Linked DNA regions of Homo sapiens: all the other regions are linked to region 1. Evidence: chromatin contacts called from ENCODE Hi-C or POLR2A ChIA-PET data. All regions are on one chromosome and are shown on one strand. Each heading gives the region's core, a stretch centred on a gene start or an enhancer-like site at or near the end of the contact. The rest is flanking DNA. Distances are from core to core; before and after follow the strand shown. Region 1 holds the start of COMMD9 (COMM domain containing 9). Region 2 holds the start of C11orf91 (chromosome 11 open reading frame 91). Region 3 holds the start of FBXO3 (F-box protein 3).

Evidence for each region. Hi-C counts contacts between places; a loop is a spot of excess contacts on that map. ChIA-PET counts read pairs that join two places held with the same protein, here RNA polymerase II (POLR2A). Pooled maps may share reads with other maps.
Region 2: a map of B cell shows a loop between it and region 1 (21-fold over the local background). The contact joins the promoter of C11orf91 here to the promoter of COMMD9 in region 1. A Hi-C loop is called at or near these places in 2 of 168 maps with a recorded cell type or tissue (B cell and naive thymus-derived CD4-positive, alpha-beta T cell) and 5 of 50 pooled maps.
Region 3: a loop to region 1 is called in a map of naive thymus-derived CD4-positive, alpha-beta T cell, with 9 times the contacts of the local background. The contact joins the promoter of FBXO3 here to the promoter of COMMD9 in region 1. A Hi-C loop is called at or near these places in 1 of 168 maps with a recorded cell type or tissue (naive thymus-derived CD4-positive, alpha-beta T cell) and 6 of 50 pooled maps. POLR2A ChIA-PET finds 5 or more read pairs at or near these places in 1 of 52 experiments (activated T-cell).

The regions. Positions count from the first base shown.
Region 1 is chr11:36,287,230-36,291,815 of GRCh38, reverse strand. It overlaps COMMD9 (COMM domain containing 9), which reads left to right and starts at 2,392. Exons shown (of 6, transcript NM_014186.4): 1 at 2,392-2,454. The coding sequence starts at 2,404. RefSeq lists enhancers at 2,242-2,491, 2,328-3,030.
Region 2 is chr11:33,698,034-33,702,619 of GRCh38, reverse strand. It overlaps C11orf91 (chromosome 11 open reading frame 91), which reads left to right and starts at 1,794. Exons shown (of 2, transcript NM_001166692.2): 1 at 1,794-2,375; 2 at 4,106-4,359. The coding sequence starts at 1,880. The coding sequence ends at 4,191. RefSeq lists silencers at 1,619-1,858, 2,039-2,128.
Region 3 is chr11:33,772,331-33,776,916 of GRCh38, reverse strand. It overlaps FBXO3 (F-box protein 3), which reads left to right and starts at 2,397. Exons shown (of 11, transcript NM_012175.4): 1 at 2,397-2,523. The coding sequence starts at 2,420. FBXO3-DT (FBXO3 divergent transcript) reads right to left here and starts at 2,218. Exons shown (of 3, transcript NR_120550.1): 1 at 2,166-2,218; 2 at 1,554-1,663; 3 at 1,247-1,469. RefSeq lists silencers at 2,305-2,404, 2,865-2,934, 4,260-4,554 and an enhancer at 2,883-3,383.

The DNA of each region.
Region 1 (4,586 bases), core at 1,143-3,642:
CCAGGCAATGGGACCAAATCACAGAAATGAACTCCGACATTCTGTTTTGTTCCCACCCATGAAAATGTTTATGGTTTAGAAATTGCTGGACATTCTGCAGACCACAGACAAACCTTTACATGCAACATGGCATTGGCAATCTGGGCAGCCCTACCAAAATGGGATGACATGGTGCCATTCATATCATACCAGCCCGCGAGAGTAAGGAGAGCTGGGAATCCTCCCACTGAAGCAGCTCCTGTCGCTCAGCTCTGCTCTCTGAACTAGATGGGTGTGATGAACACCATTTTACAGAGGTGGAAACTGAGGCCCAGAGAAGTTCAAGAATTTGTACACGGAAAAGTTAATAATGTGTAGAATTAGGATTCCAACTCAGGTTGAATTCTAAAACCCCTATGCTTTGCTGCCACCATGCATTAGTTACTATTGCTGTATAACAAATTACTTCAAAGCTTCATAGCTTAAAACAACAAACATTGATAATCTTAATAGTGTTTGAAGGCCAGAAATCCAGGCGTGGCTTCGCTGGGTGGTGCTGGCTCAGAATCTCTCATGAGGTTGCAGTTAAGCTGTTGGCCAAGACTCCTGCCTTCTTAAGGCTCTACTGGGCCTAGACAATCTGCTTCTCAGGTCAGTAATGAAGTTGTTGGCCAGATGCTTCAGTTCCTTGTCACCTAGGCCTCTCTGTAGGACTGTTTACAACATGGCAGTTTGCTTTCCCCAGAGCAAAGGATTCAAGTGAAAGAGAGCAGGGCACATGAGAGAGCACCCAAGCCAGGAGACAGGAACTTCAGTCTTTTTGTTAGTTTTTTGGTGCAGTCTTGTATAACCTAATCTCAGAAGTGATATGCCATTCACACCCACCATTTGCTATTGGTCATGCATACCAATCCTGGTACATGGTGGGAGGTGTCTACACTAGGTTGTGAACACCAGGAGGCTGGGATCATTGAGGGCCATCTTGAAGGCTGGTGACCACACTCCTCATTACTCTAAAGTAAGACAAGAAGGCACAATCCTGCAAATACCAAGGCAATATCCTCAAATAAGTCACAAAATTTCATCTTAGTCTAATCACTTTTTTGGGTGGTTGTTTATTTAACAAATATTCAATTAACCCAAGACAATGGGCCCAGCCCTATAGATACAGGCAGGAGTTAAACCTAGAACCTACATTGAGTTATAACAGAAACCAGGAATCAGGCCATGAGGGTTCATGGAAAAGAGAGGCCAAGAAAGAGAGCTAGAATCAGGACCCTGTGACAAAATGGTTCTAAAATCTTCTAATCCAGGAATGGGTTCCTCCTTAGACAATTTGATTTTTGGTTTCCTGGGCCTTGACAACATCCCCACAGAAAATGGAGTCGGGGAAGGGGAAGGGGGAGGAGAGGAGACAAAGGAACAAATGTCCTTAGCAGCTTACCAATTTCTGGAATTTCACAAATGGGCATTCTTTCTTAAGCTCGAATATATCAGAACCCATTTTTTGAGCTGGAATTTGCTTAAAAAAAAGTGGAGGGTAGGAAAAGAAAAGAGCCACCCAAATACTAAAGGTAGATAAAGGAAATGTCTGTTTTGATGTACGGTCTCTGAGAACAGGGCAAATCAGAGTCCAGTACTGCCAGTGCAAAATCACTCTTTACAATTATATTCATTATAATTACCTTTTTGAATAAATGAACTAAATCATTTCCATTAACCTCCTCCCCCATCTCACCCCCGTATAACAAGAACCTAGCTAGGTAGTAGCTTTCATTCCATTCCTCTCTTGTCCCCTCTCCCAAACACTTCCTCACCTGCTCTTGTAATCAGATCTTCTCTATGACTATGGGAAAGTTACTAAAAACCCTAAATGATTATTTCCCAATCTGGATAATACTAATAATACCAGCTCCAACCTACTACATAGGCTGAAAAACTATATACGCAGAAGTAATTTTACATTCAAGACAGGATGTGTGCATGTGTGTGTGTCAATTCCAAGAAGCCCGATATGCACAGCCTCATTTTCATTCCAAACACTGGTACGCCGATCACTCCTGAACAACTACGTTTCCAAGGCGCCTGCCAAGCTTGCAGGTGCATTCCCCAAGTGCGCCAGCCCACCCACATGGGTCAAGGGAAAACCTGTTTCCCTGACTTGGTAAGTAGACAAGTCAAGCCAATTTCCTCCCCGAGTAAACCATCCTCCGCCCTGGTCCCCCTAGTCCTTTGGTTCTAGAGTCTCGGGGTTTAGTCATCCAGCCGCCGCGTCCGTCTTGATCCGCGCTCACTGCCGCAGCACCACAACCGAAACGCCTTCCCCCACTCTGAAGGACTACAGCCCCCGGCAGGCCCCGCGACAACAGCGACAGCCACGTGACCTCGCTTCCCTGGGTGCCACGGTCATGTGACTTCGGCAAGATGGCTGCCCTGACAGCGGAGCATTTTGCAGCACTCCAGAGCCTGCTCAAGGTAAGTCGAAGGGGTGGGGACAGCGTGAGGTGGCCCTTTGTCTCCGAGACTTTAGACGGAGCAGGAATTGGGAACAAATTGACCCTGGTTTGGAGCCACAACTCTGCTGCTTGTTCTCTGTGTGATCCCAGGCAAATCGTTGCGTCTTTCTGAGCTTTTAAAAAGTAAGAACAAAATATCGTTTTGACAGGAACGTAAGATAAAAAAAAATAAAATAATGGGCATGAAGGCGCAGTACAACCTCCTGCTATTAGTCTTTGGGATTGGTTTTCGGTATTGGTGCATTGAAGTGGTAATTGCTAGACCCACGTTGTCAGTTCCCCATTTCATCCCGTAGCCCCTCCTGCATTGCACAATTAAGAAATTATCTCCTACTGCGTCTGCCCAGCCCTCCGAATGACCTGTGCGTTCAATGTTCCCTTGAGGTCCAGATTTTCCCTACTCTCTTTGACCTGCGAAAGGGGCAGGACATACTCCTGATAATCATTTGAAAAGTTGTGAGGTTGAAAGGGACCTACTTCATAGGGCTTTGTAAAGCTCAAATGAAGTATTATTATTATTTGAGACGGAGTCTAGCTCTGTTGTCCAGGCTGGAGAGCAGTGGCGCAATCTCGGCTCACTGCAACCTCCGCCCCCCGAGTTCAAGCAATTCTATGCCTCAGCCTTCCGAGTAGCTGGGATTACAGGCGCCCGCCACCAAGCCTGGCAAATTTATGTATTTTTAGTAGAGACGGGGTTTCAACATCTTGGCCAGGCTGGTCTTGAACTCCTGACCGCGTGATCCACTCGCCTCCGCCTTCCAAAGTGTTGGGATTACAGGCGTGAGCCACCGCGCCTGGCCGGAATTATTTAACTTATGATTTGCCCTGTAGGAGAAAGGGCAGCTTTATTTTCCTTCGTAGAACTTGTCGCTAGCTATTTGCCCGTTGTCCGTCTGTCTCATAAGAATGTAAGATCCATCAGGGACCTTTCCTTTCTTCCTCTCTCTTTTTTTTTTTTTTTAAACACCAGGTGAAGAGGGTTGAGTTACTCTCCTCAATTTATGGCACATCATCATCATCGGTCCATGTAATAGTCTCTGTTTTGTTTTACTTATTTATTTTTTAATTGCCTTCTCAGTGTTCATTAGCATTCTCCACTCCTAAGGGGATCTACTCTTTTGTTCACAAGTGTTAATGCCCAATAAGTAGAACAATAATACCTGGCACACAGCACGTGCTCAGTAAATAGCTGTTAAATGAATTAATAAATGAAGTAACAGAGCTGGGACTGGCAATCTAGGGCTCTCAGCTCCCAACCCAGTGCCTTTTCACCTTCATTTTGGCTGCTCTGTACCTACCCCCGCCCCTATACCTGTTGGTCTTATGCACTCTTTTCTTTTAAAAACTTTAAAAGATTAGTGTGTAGTATACATACAGAAAAGTGCATAAACCATACATTTACAGTTAAATGATTTATTACACACCAATGTAACCACCACCAAAGTCAAAAAATGAAATGTTACCAGTACCCCAGAAGTCCCCCTTTCGCCCTTTCTTTGCTTCCTCACTTTCTTCCCCAATGGTAACCTCTATGTTTGCTTCTGATACAATTCATTTAATATTGCCCATGTTTGAACTTAACATAAATGGAATAATACAGCATATACTTTTTTTTTATGCCTGGCTTCTTTTGCTCACCATTATGTAGCAGTAGTTCATTGATTTTCATTGCTACTGTCCTGTGTACTTTCTTTTCTTTTTTTAAAAAAATACTTAGACTTTTTATTATGAGATAATTATAAATCCATATGTAGTTGTAAGAAATAATATAGAGAGATCCCATTTATCCTTTACTCAGTTTCCCTCAGTTCTGCAGGATTCTGCGGAACTATACATAATATAGTATATATACTATTATGTATAGTATGTATATAATATAGAGTATACATACTACACGATATACATAGTATGTAGTATACATACTACGCGATATACATAGTATGTAGTATACATACTACGCGATATACATAGTATGTAGTATACATACTACGCGATATACATAGTATGTAGTATACATACTACGCGATATACATAGTATGTAGTATACATACTACGCGATATACATAGTATGTAGTATACATACTACGCGAT
Region 2 (4,586 bases), core at 545-3,044, 2.6 Mb after region 1:
TGAGAGCTTATATACAATTTTAACAATGGGCGATTGTAGAAAAGTGATAAGACAAAGGAAAAGAGGTTTGAGCTTCTTGGGCAGTAAATTATGGGAAGTTAAATATGTGGGGGAAACTAATGGAAGATAAGGGTATTTTTTATTTTATTTTATTTTATTTATTTTGAGACAGGGTCCTGCCTTGTCACCCAGGCTGGAGTGCAGTGCTATGATTGTGGCTCACTGCAGCCTCAACCTCAGCCTCCTTGGTTCAAGAAATCCTCCCACTTCAGCTCCTGAGTGGCTCCAGGCAAATGCCACCACACCTGGTTAATTTTTTAAATTATTTTATAGAGACAGAATCTCGCTATGTTGCCCCTGGCTGTTCTCAAACTCTTGGCCTCAAGAGATCCCACCTCAGACTCCCAGAGTGCTGGGATTACAGGCTGGGTGCTGAGCTATCGCACATGGCCTGTATTAGCCATAGACTGAGGGGAAATACATTTTCTTGAGAGCCTCAGCCTAGTGATCACTTGTATGAATAAACAATGATGGGTGGCTGCCAAAGTCAGAGAGCAAATACTGCGTGTGACAACTAAGTGTGGGAAGCTCAGTGTGGGAAGAAAAAGCTTCCCAGTTTCAGACATGCCCCTTAGTAGGGACAGCTGCCTCTTGTGTTTGGACAAAGTGTCCAAGTTCAAGTGTTTCACACACACACTGTTCCGTCTTCTGTTTGATCACAACCCTATGAGGCAGCCTGGTTTTCTTATTTCTATTTTATGGAAAACCTACTTAAAAGTCAAGCAACTTGTCCAAGGCTACCCAGCTTGAATATCTGACTCTCTCCACTTTGCTGCTACACACACACACACACACACACACACACTTTGCACTGTGTGTGCAGATACATATGCATATATATATTTAACTTGTGAAGCTGATACTGACTCTTTAACTGCCCTCCACCCATCACTAGTCATACCAGTGATCATTAGGCAGAGGCTCTCAAGAAAATGTATTAGTTATTTCCCCTCAGTCTATGGCTAATACAGGTTACTCACATAAATGAGCTGTCATGTCCTTTGGACAAAATGTCCAAATCGCTCATAAGCAATGGGTGAAGTATTTGAGGTAGGGCGGACAGGATTTCCTTTTGGTGGTTAGCTCGTTGCCTGTTAGCTCCTGGTGATATCTGTGTTTGGAAGAGAACTAAACTGCATTTCACTGAAAACACTCCTTCAGGTCTATTACAAACCAGATGAGGATCCCCTTTTCTAGAATCTTCCTCAACACTGCTAACGTTTGGCAGATACATAGGTTGGCTCTAACAGCCATTCCCAATCAATCCTCTTCTCCTTTGTCTGCCTCCCACAGTAGTGGATGAAAAATCAGACACTGATTTTCTCAGACTTCTTTGCTGTGGGCGCGGCCAGTGAGGCAATGAGGTAAGTCTGCTGGTGCAGGGGCCAGGTTTCTAGGAAATACTTTTCTCCCTCATGGGAGAAAGAGAGGAAGCCTGAAGTAAGCTTTCTTCTGCAGCCCTGGCCCGCTGCCTGTTCTGGATGAGGGTATGCTGGGATATGACAACGGAAGCCAGCGGGGTCGCAGAGCAAGAGCGAGGCGGTGGGCGGAGTCGAGGGACGGGAGGCGAGGCGAGGCGAGCCAGGGGGCGTGGCTTTCTAACTGCGGGGTGCGGCCAGCCGAGGTGGGCGGGGCCGCGTTCCGGGACGTGGTCGTCCGGGCTTTGGAACCCCGCCTGTTAGGGGCCGGGCTGAGGCGAAAGGGTGGGGCCGCGCTCCATCGGGGCGGGGCTTGTGGAACCTCGAAACCCCGGCGACTCGGGGCCTGAGCGCGCGTCTCCCGGCGCGGGGTTCCTCCCACGCAGACCCTCATTCAAACGATGCCAAAGGGGCGGCGCGGCAGCCACAGCCCCACCATGAGCCAGCGGTCGGCTCCGCCCCTCTATTTCCCGTCCCTGTACGACCGCGGCATCTCCTCGTCCCCGCTCAGCGACTTCAACATCTGGAAGAAGCTCTTCGTGCCGCTGAAGGCGGGCGGGGCGCCAGTGGGCGGGGCGGCGGGGGCCCGGTCCCTGTCCCAGGCGCTCCCCGCCCCGGCGCCCCCGCCCCCGCCACCACCCGGCCTGGGTCCCTCCAGCGAGCGCCCCTGGCCCTCGCCCTGGCCCTCCGGCCTGGCCTCCATCCCCTACGAGCCTCTGCGCTTCTTCTACTCACCGCCGCCGGGGCCTGAGGTGGTTGCCTCGCCCCTGGTCCCCTGCCCCTCGACCCCCAGGCTCGCCTCTGCCTCCCACCCGGAGGAGCTCTGCGAGCTGGAGATCCGGATTAAGGAGCTGGAGTTGCTCACCATCACTGGGGACGGCTTCGACTCCCAGAGCTGTGCGTGACCTCGCCAGGGCCACCGAGCCCAGCCTTAGCCTGCCCTAGCTCCCTCCTTGGCTCCGTGCCCCGACCCGAAATGTAGCCTGGTTTGACTCCAGCCCCCAGTAGTCCCAGATCCAAAATCTATCCCCTAGCACCCAGACTCCCTTATCCTGGACTTAACCGACTCCTCCCCCCACCACAGATCTGAACTTCATGAGCCTCTTAGTCCCAAACTCCATCCTCCCTCCGTCCTAAACCCTTTGGGTCATCTGGACTCTGAGCCTCCACACCTGGAACTCCATCCGCCACCACCCCGTCCTGAACTTTAATCCTCCTGCACAGTCATCCTCCTACCCTGTACTCTGGAGCTCCACCCACCACAGACAGTCCCTAAGCTTTAATGTTCGGTCCTAAACCGGGGCTCTCCATGGGGGGAAGGTGAAGTAAGGTGACTGTCAGTTGTCTGTAGGGGGAGGTGGGAGTTGTGCAAGAACCACAAGGCCCAAGGCCGTTTCCAGGGCAGCTTTGGGACACTCCACTTCTCAATGCTGGGGGGCAGCCCCCCTGGGACTCTGTGGCCTTGGCGCCGGTAGTTCTCTCACCAGGATCCTGGGCTGATATCTGGTCTTACGTCTGAAGTCTTAGGGCTCTGGACCACGTGTGCTGATGCGGGCAGGATCCCTCAGCCTACGAGCTGAATGACTCCTCCCTGTTGGAGGGTAAAGTTGTTAAATGCCTTGTACTCCAAGAAGGACCTATTGCAAAGTAGAACTTTCAGTAGCGGTAGGTTGTCCTGCAGACTTTGTCTTTCCCATCACTTGTTTTGGCTAAGGCTTGTCCTTGACCACTGGAGAAGGGCAGATAGTTCTAAAAAGATCATTCCAACTATCGTATATAACGGCTTAAGTTGGCTTCCCCTGCCACACAGAGAAGGGAAGTATGAAATAACCTAAATGCTTAGGTCCGTGTGGCCATGGAAATGGTCTTCAGTTCATCAGACACACTGTAATGCACCCTTTCTCATAGCCATGGAAGGAAGACAGTCCCTAGAAAAACTGGGCTTTGCTAAGTCCTGGATTTCTTAACTATGAATACATACATAATACTATGTATTCATAGTTAAGAAATCTTAACCGAATACATAGTTAAGAAATCCAGGGGCCGGGTGTGGTGGCTGGCACTTGTAATCTCAGCACTTTGGGGGGGCCAATGCGGGTGGATCATTTGAGGTCAGGAGCCTGACCAACAAGAGGATCATTGAGGACCAGCCTGACCAACATGGTAAAACCCTGTCTCTACTAAAATACAAAAATGAGCCGGGCTTGGTGGCACACATTTGTAATCTCATCTACTCGGGAGGATGAGGCAGGAGAATCGCTTGAACCCAGGAGGCCGAGGTTGCAGTAAGCCAAGATTGTGCCACTGCACTCCAACCTGGGTGAAAGAGTGAGACTCCCTCTCAAAAAAAAAAAAAAAAAAAAAAAATTAGAAGAAGAAGAAATCCAGGACTTAGCAACTCTGACTGTAAAAACACATGTAACTGGATGTGTTGCATGTACAGTCAGAACCAGTTACATGTTTTTACAGTCAGAGTTTTCAGTTTTTTGTTTTTTTCTCTCCCATCTTGGATCACAAATGGAGTTTTAGGGTCGAGGAAGCACAGTTGCTTCCCAAGAGTTTGCTTTGGAAGTGTTAGGAAAAGCCCTTATCTCTATTACGGCTAAGTTTGTTTTGCTCTCCTGCAGACACATTCCTGAAGGCGCTAAAAGACGAAAAGTTACAAGGACTGAAGACCAAGCAACCTGGAAAGAAGTCGGCCTCTCTCTCCTGAGGAGCTGCCTACCAGAGCTTGGGCAGCCACCTCCTTAGGTGTTAGTGCTTAGATAATGTGTCCCATTTGTTGTCATTTCAAAGATGGTTATTTTCTGTTCTGTATTTACCGCTGTTCTTGTTGCTACCAGCATGTACTTCACATACAGTGCCCACTTTGTGTGGTAAATCTCATGGTCTCTCTCCTCTCTATGTGCTGCTGAGGGAGCTCTCTCATGGTGTCTAGAAGCTGCTGTCCAGCCAGCATTCAAGGTCTCCCGAGACCAGGGAGGGAACCCCCAACACTACCACAGTCATGCAAACCAGAACAACAGATTATCAGGAAGGAATCGGGAGAAACCAAGGGCAATGTATATATTGGTTCTACTGCTGTGTCTCTGCTCAGAAAGGTTCTTT
Region 3 (4,586 bases), core at 1,148-3,647, 2.5 Mb after region 1:
GCCACATGGGAGAAGCAAGTCTTCCACCTGGCCAGACGCGGTGGCTCATGCCTATAATCCCAGCACTTTGGGAGGCTGAGGCAGGTGGGTCACTTGAGGTCAGGAGTTCAAGACCAGCCTGACCAACATGGTGAAACCCTGTCTCTACTAAAAATACAAAAATTAGCTGGGTGTTGTGGTGTAGCTATAGTCTCAGCTACTCAGGAGGCTGAGGTAGGAAATTGGCTTGAGCCCAGGAGGCAGAAGTTGTAGTGAGCCGAAAGCATGTCACTGCACTCCAGCCTGGGCAACAGCAGAGAAACCCCGTTTCAAAAAACAAACTAACAAAACCATAAAAAGCATGTATTTAGTGCTGCGCATTGTTTTTTCTTTTTGCATCAGGCTCTAATATGGCTTACATGGCACTGTGGGATCCTGTTTTTGTTTAAGAGTTTGGTATTTTGTTCACTGTGAATTTTTTTTGCATTAATTTTTATTTTTAAAAATATTGCATTAAAATGTTATTTATTTGATTATTCAGTTTTTTGGCACCTCTTCTTAAATTTGTGCCCCAAGCAAGTAGCTTTCTTGCCTCACCTTAGTTCTGGCCCTGACAGTTTGGTAGCTTCATACTTTGTCTTCTGCATTAGGTCATAGCTGCACCAAGTCCAAGTGCAATAGGACAGCAGAAGCAAATGCAGTGTACCTGAAACTCCTACCAGCTTTTGGATTTAAAACAGGTGGCCCATCTGAAGTAGAAAATGGAGACAAACATAAATCAGGATCAAATACCTTTACAAGCATTTGTCTATGTAAAAAGGTATGGTTCCCTTGTAAACAGAAATGATTATTCTGTCTTCATTCATCCATTCAACCTGAATTTAAACTTTCTAGTTGTTGAATAACTTGCTAAGCCCTGAAATTAGAAAGATGAGTCAGACTGAGAGTTTACAGTTTGACGAGAGAGACACAGAACAAGTACTTGAAATCCAATTCAATAAATGTTCTTCTAAGCATATGCATAAACAATTTGGAAGCACAGAGATGTAGGCAGAGTTTTTTGTTGCTGTTGTTCTGTTTTGTTGGCTGGGTGGCAGGGGTTATAACTATTAAGCAAAACCATAAATAGAAGGCATTAATGGTATGAAGAATGGAGGAAATGGATTTTTTTGGGGCGGGGCATATCACTTCCACTCTTCCAAATAATTGAGAGAAACTTTCTCCAGGATATGGAAATGTTTGGAGAACTTAGTGACTGATGCATGTATAAGCTTGGAAAATTAACATTTATTGAGTATCTGGCCAGGCACTTTACATAAAGCGTTATCGCCATCCTTAGTTCACCAGAGGAGGGGTGGTTTTAGAGATGAGGGACAGTCTCAGAGAACTTAGGCGTAACTACGCCAGCATTTCACTAGTAGTGAAATAAATGACGGGCGTGTGAAGTCCAGGTCTGTCTGGATTCCCCAAAGCCCCTTACACCATACTACCTTTGGAAAAGCAATGGAAAAGAAGAAATCAGGCAAGTGATGTATGGACCCATTATACTTCCCCCACTCTCATTTTAATATCACCTTGGCAAAGCTGAAGAGCAGACATCTTCGTGCCTCCATCAGTTATGCCCTCTGGGAGTCTCAGTTCATCCCTTCACACGCGGGATACTTAACTCTGCGGGATCTAAACCCTGGCCAAAATAAATTTTAAAGCTGGAAAAAATCCACACTGTACCCTTTGCATTGCCCTAATAGGCTGAAAATAGCCATGATAACCAAATTAAGGGACAGCGGCTGAGACTCAGACTCACTCCTTGTACACATTTTACTTAGGAAGGCGGGGAGGGGCGTGAAGTTAAGCCCTCAACAATTATTTCCTTAATTTGGGAGAAGGGCCTTCAGCTGGCGTCCCTGGCTGATTCTCAGCTCTGCTCTTGCTGAGTGGACAAGTCTCGGAGCGGCCCTGCTGTGTGCGGGGGACAAGCGGGGTGGGGAAGGCTGAGCGGGGAAAACGAGGGGTTCTCGGGTTGGAAAACAAAGAGAAGGAATGGATTTGGGGACCAAGGGCGTGGAGGAGTGTCAGATTTTGAGCGAGGCTTCCTGCATACTGAGTGTAAAATTTCGCAGGAGGAGTTGGGCAGACCGAGGCAGATTTGGCAACAAAAGGGTCCCGGGCTGGGCAAGTTTACGAACCGGGATGCGAGAACAGAGCTGGAGAGATTTGACGCGGAGCGCGAAGAAAGCGGGCTGAACTCGCACTGCGCCGCTGGCTCCCGGCTAGCGGGCGGGGTCTCCAGGGAGCCGCACCTCAGCCCACCCTGAGGGCGGGGCTGGCCCGGCGGTTACATAACAAACCTGTGAGAGCGGCTGGGGGCGGTTCGGGCGCTGGTGGGGGCGGGGCAGGGGCGGGGCCAGGGCGGGGCCAGACCTGCACCGGGCCAGGCAAGATGGCGGCCATGGAGACCGAGACGGCGCCGCTGACCCTAGAGTCGCTGCCCACCGATCCCCTGCTCCTCATCTTATCCTTTTTGGACTATCGGGATCTAATCAAGTAATGGGACGACACGCATGGCAGGGGTGGGGGCATGGGGAGAGGAGGCGGTGAGGCAGGGGGAAAGGGGGTCGGGGCCGCTGACAGGACCCGAGCTTCCGCGACACCAGAAGGTGACGCCAGGGCCGCCCTCATCCTGCGGAGCCACCGGGGACCGGGGCGAGACGGGGGCGGAAAGGGCCTCGCCCTGAGTCTTCCTCCTGTCCTGGGCCCAGGTATGAGAAGCGACGAGATATCTCTCTCCCAGGCCTCGGTGAGGCCCACTTGCAAGAGAAGGAGGTAGTGGCCCTCGTGCCGCACCGCCGCGCTCCGCGGACCCCCGCTGGCCCCGCAGGTGCCCGCCCGGTTGGGGTCAGTCCCTGCTGCTGTGTAAAAGCCCCTGTCCCGGCCAGGCGCTCTTCTCTGCTGGGTCCGGGGCCTGCGGAGTCTGGCGCCGGGGTGGGCAGGTGGGTGAGCGAGAGGAGAAGATAGGCAACCCCTTACTCCCCTGGCGCGACTTCCCCAGCGCCAGAATCGCTGTCCGGGCTCACTTTCGGACTTCAGTGCGTGAGAATTGTTTTGCTGTCAGCATTGCTCCTTACGGTTCGATGTTGGATTTTATGTTTTGGTACTGACTTCCGGTGATGCCATACCGGTGACTATCTTTTCTCCTGGACACCTTGGGTTTCCCACATTACTAGCATCTGTTCCAGAAATAAACACCGGTTGCTGATAAGGGTGGTTCAATGCCCAGTTTCTTCAGAACTTGGGACTGTCTGGGGTGGTGGAAGAAATGGCGCTGCCAGCCCGCCCCCCAGCTGTCAGGATTGTTTACACCCTTGACAGGGGGTGGCATGGCTGTGAGTTTCCTGTGCTACCGTATATATTTGCAGAGGATGCAAAGTCGCCCTCTTAGGATAGGTGGGCGAGATTTGTTTTGTGTTTGGATTAACCATTAGATTCTAGCCATTTGATGATTGTGCCCTGTGTTATTAGAGGTCTTTTTATAAATACAGATTTCTTGGAGCTACAGATAGTTGTTGGCCTAGCTAAGTGGTGATAGAGAGATACCTCAAGTTTTTGGTCACTACCTGTACTGGTCGCTACCTGTACCTGCTAGCAATTTTATTTTTCTAGAAAATACTTACAATTTAACTAACAGTCTCCAACTTTTGATTGCTGCCAGAGTAATCTTTCCAAGACACATCTGGTTGTCATTCTCCTTAAAACCTGTGACACCCCTATGTTTATAGACTATAACCTAAACTTCTGGGGCATTGAAAGCTCTTATCATCTGGCTTGTATATCTAAGGTCCTCCAGGACTTATTTCTCCACCACTATCACATTTGCACCATCCATTCTAACCAAATCAGACCTCTGCCAGCATACAACACACTTGCACTTTCTTTTTTTTTTTTTTTCCTGTGGCTCAAGCTCTCGACCTTGCCTGGAATGCCTTGCCTACCTCTTCTCAACTTGGCAAGGTGGAGAAGATGCCCTCTCTACCTTCTTCCTGCAGAATTGATTTGCCATGTCAGGTAGATGGCGTGCTTCTTGATTGTAAGGGCTGCCTTGCTTATCTTCCTATTCAAAGATTTTTTTTTCCCCGAGGGCTTGCTATGTGCCAGTCTGTTAAGTGTTGAGGGTACAGTAGTGAACAACGCAGATAAGGCAACTCTTATGGAGCTTACAGTCCAGTGGGCAAGCGCATAATTGCAAGAGGTACTAAGTGCTGTGAAGGAAATAGATTGCTCTGTTAAGGAATAGGAAGTGAGAAGTGATCAAATCGGAAGGAGCTGCCATATATGAAGCAGGGCATATGCAGTTCTGGCAGAGGGAAAAGTATGTTCAGAGATTGACGGGACTGCTGAACGGTACTGTTCAACAGCATGGCCTGGTGGAAGATACAGAAGGCTGGCGTTGCTGGAGGTAGGGAGTGACTCACAGACAGTGATGAGATGAGGGTGGTGAGATCATGCAGGACCTTGGGAACCAAGGTGAGGAAGTAAGAGTTTACTTTAAATGCTTTAGGTAGTAATCACAATTTTAAACAGAAGTGACATGATCCCTCTGTAAATGTCTG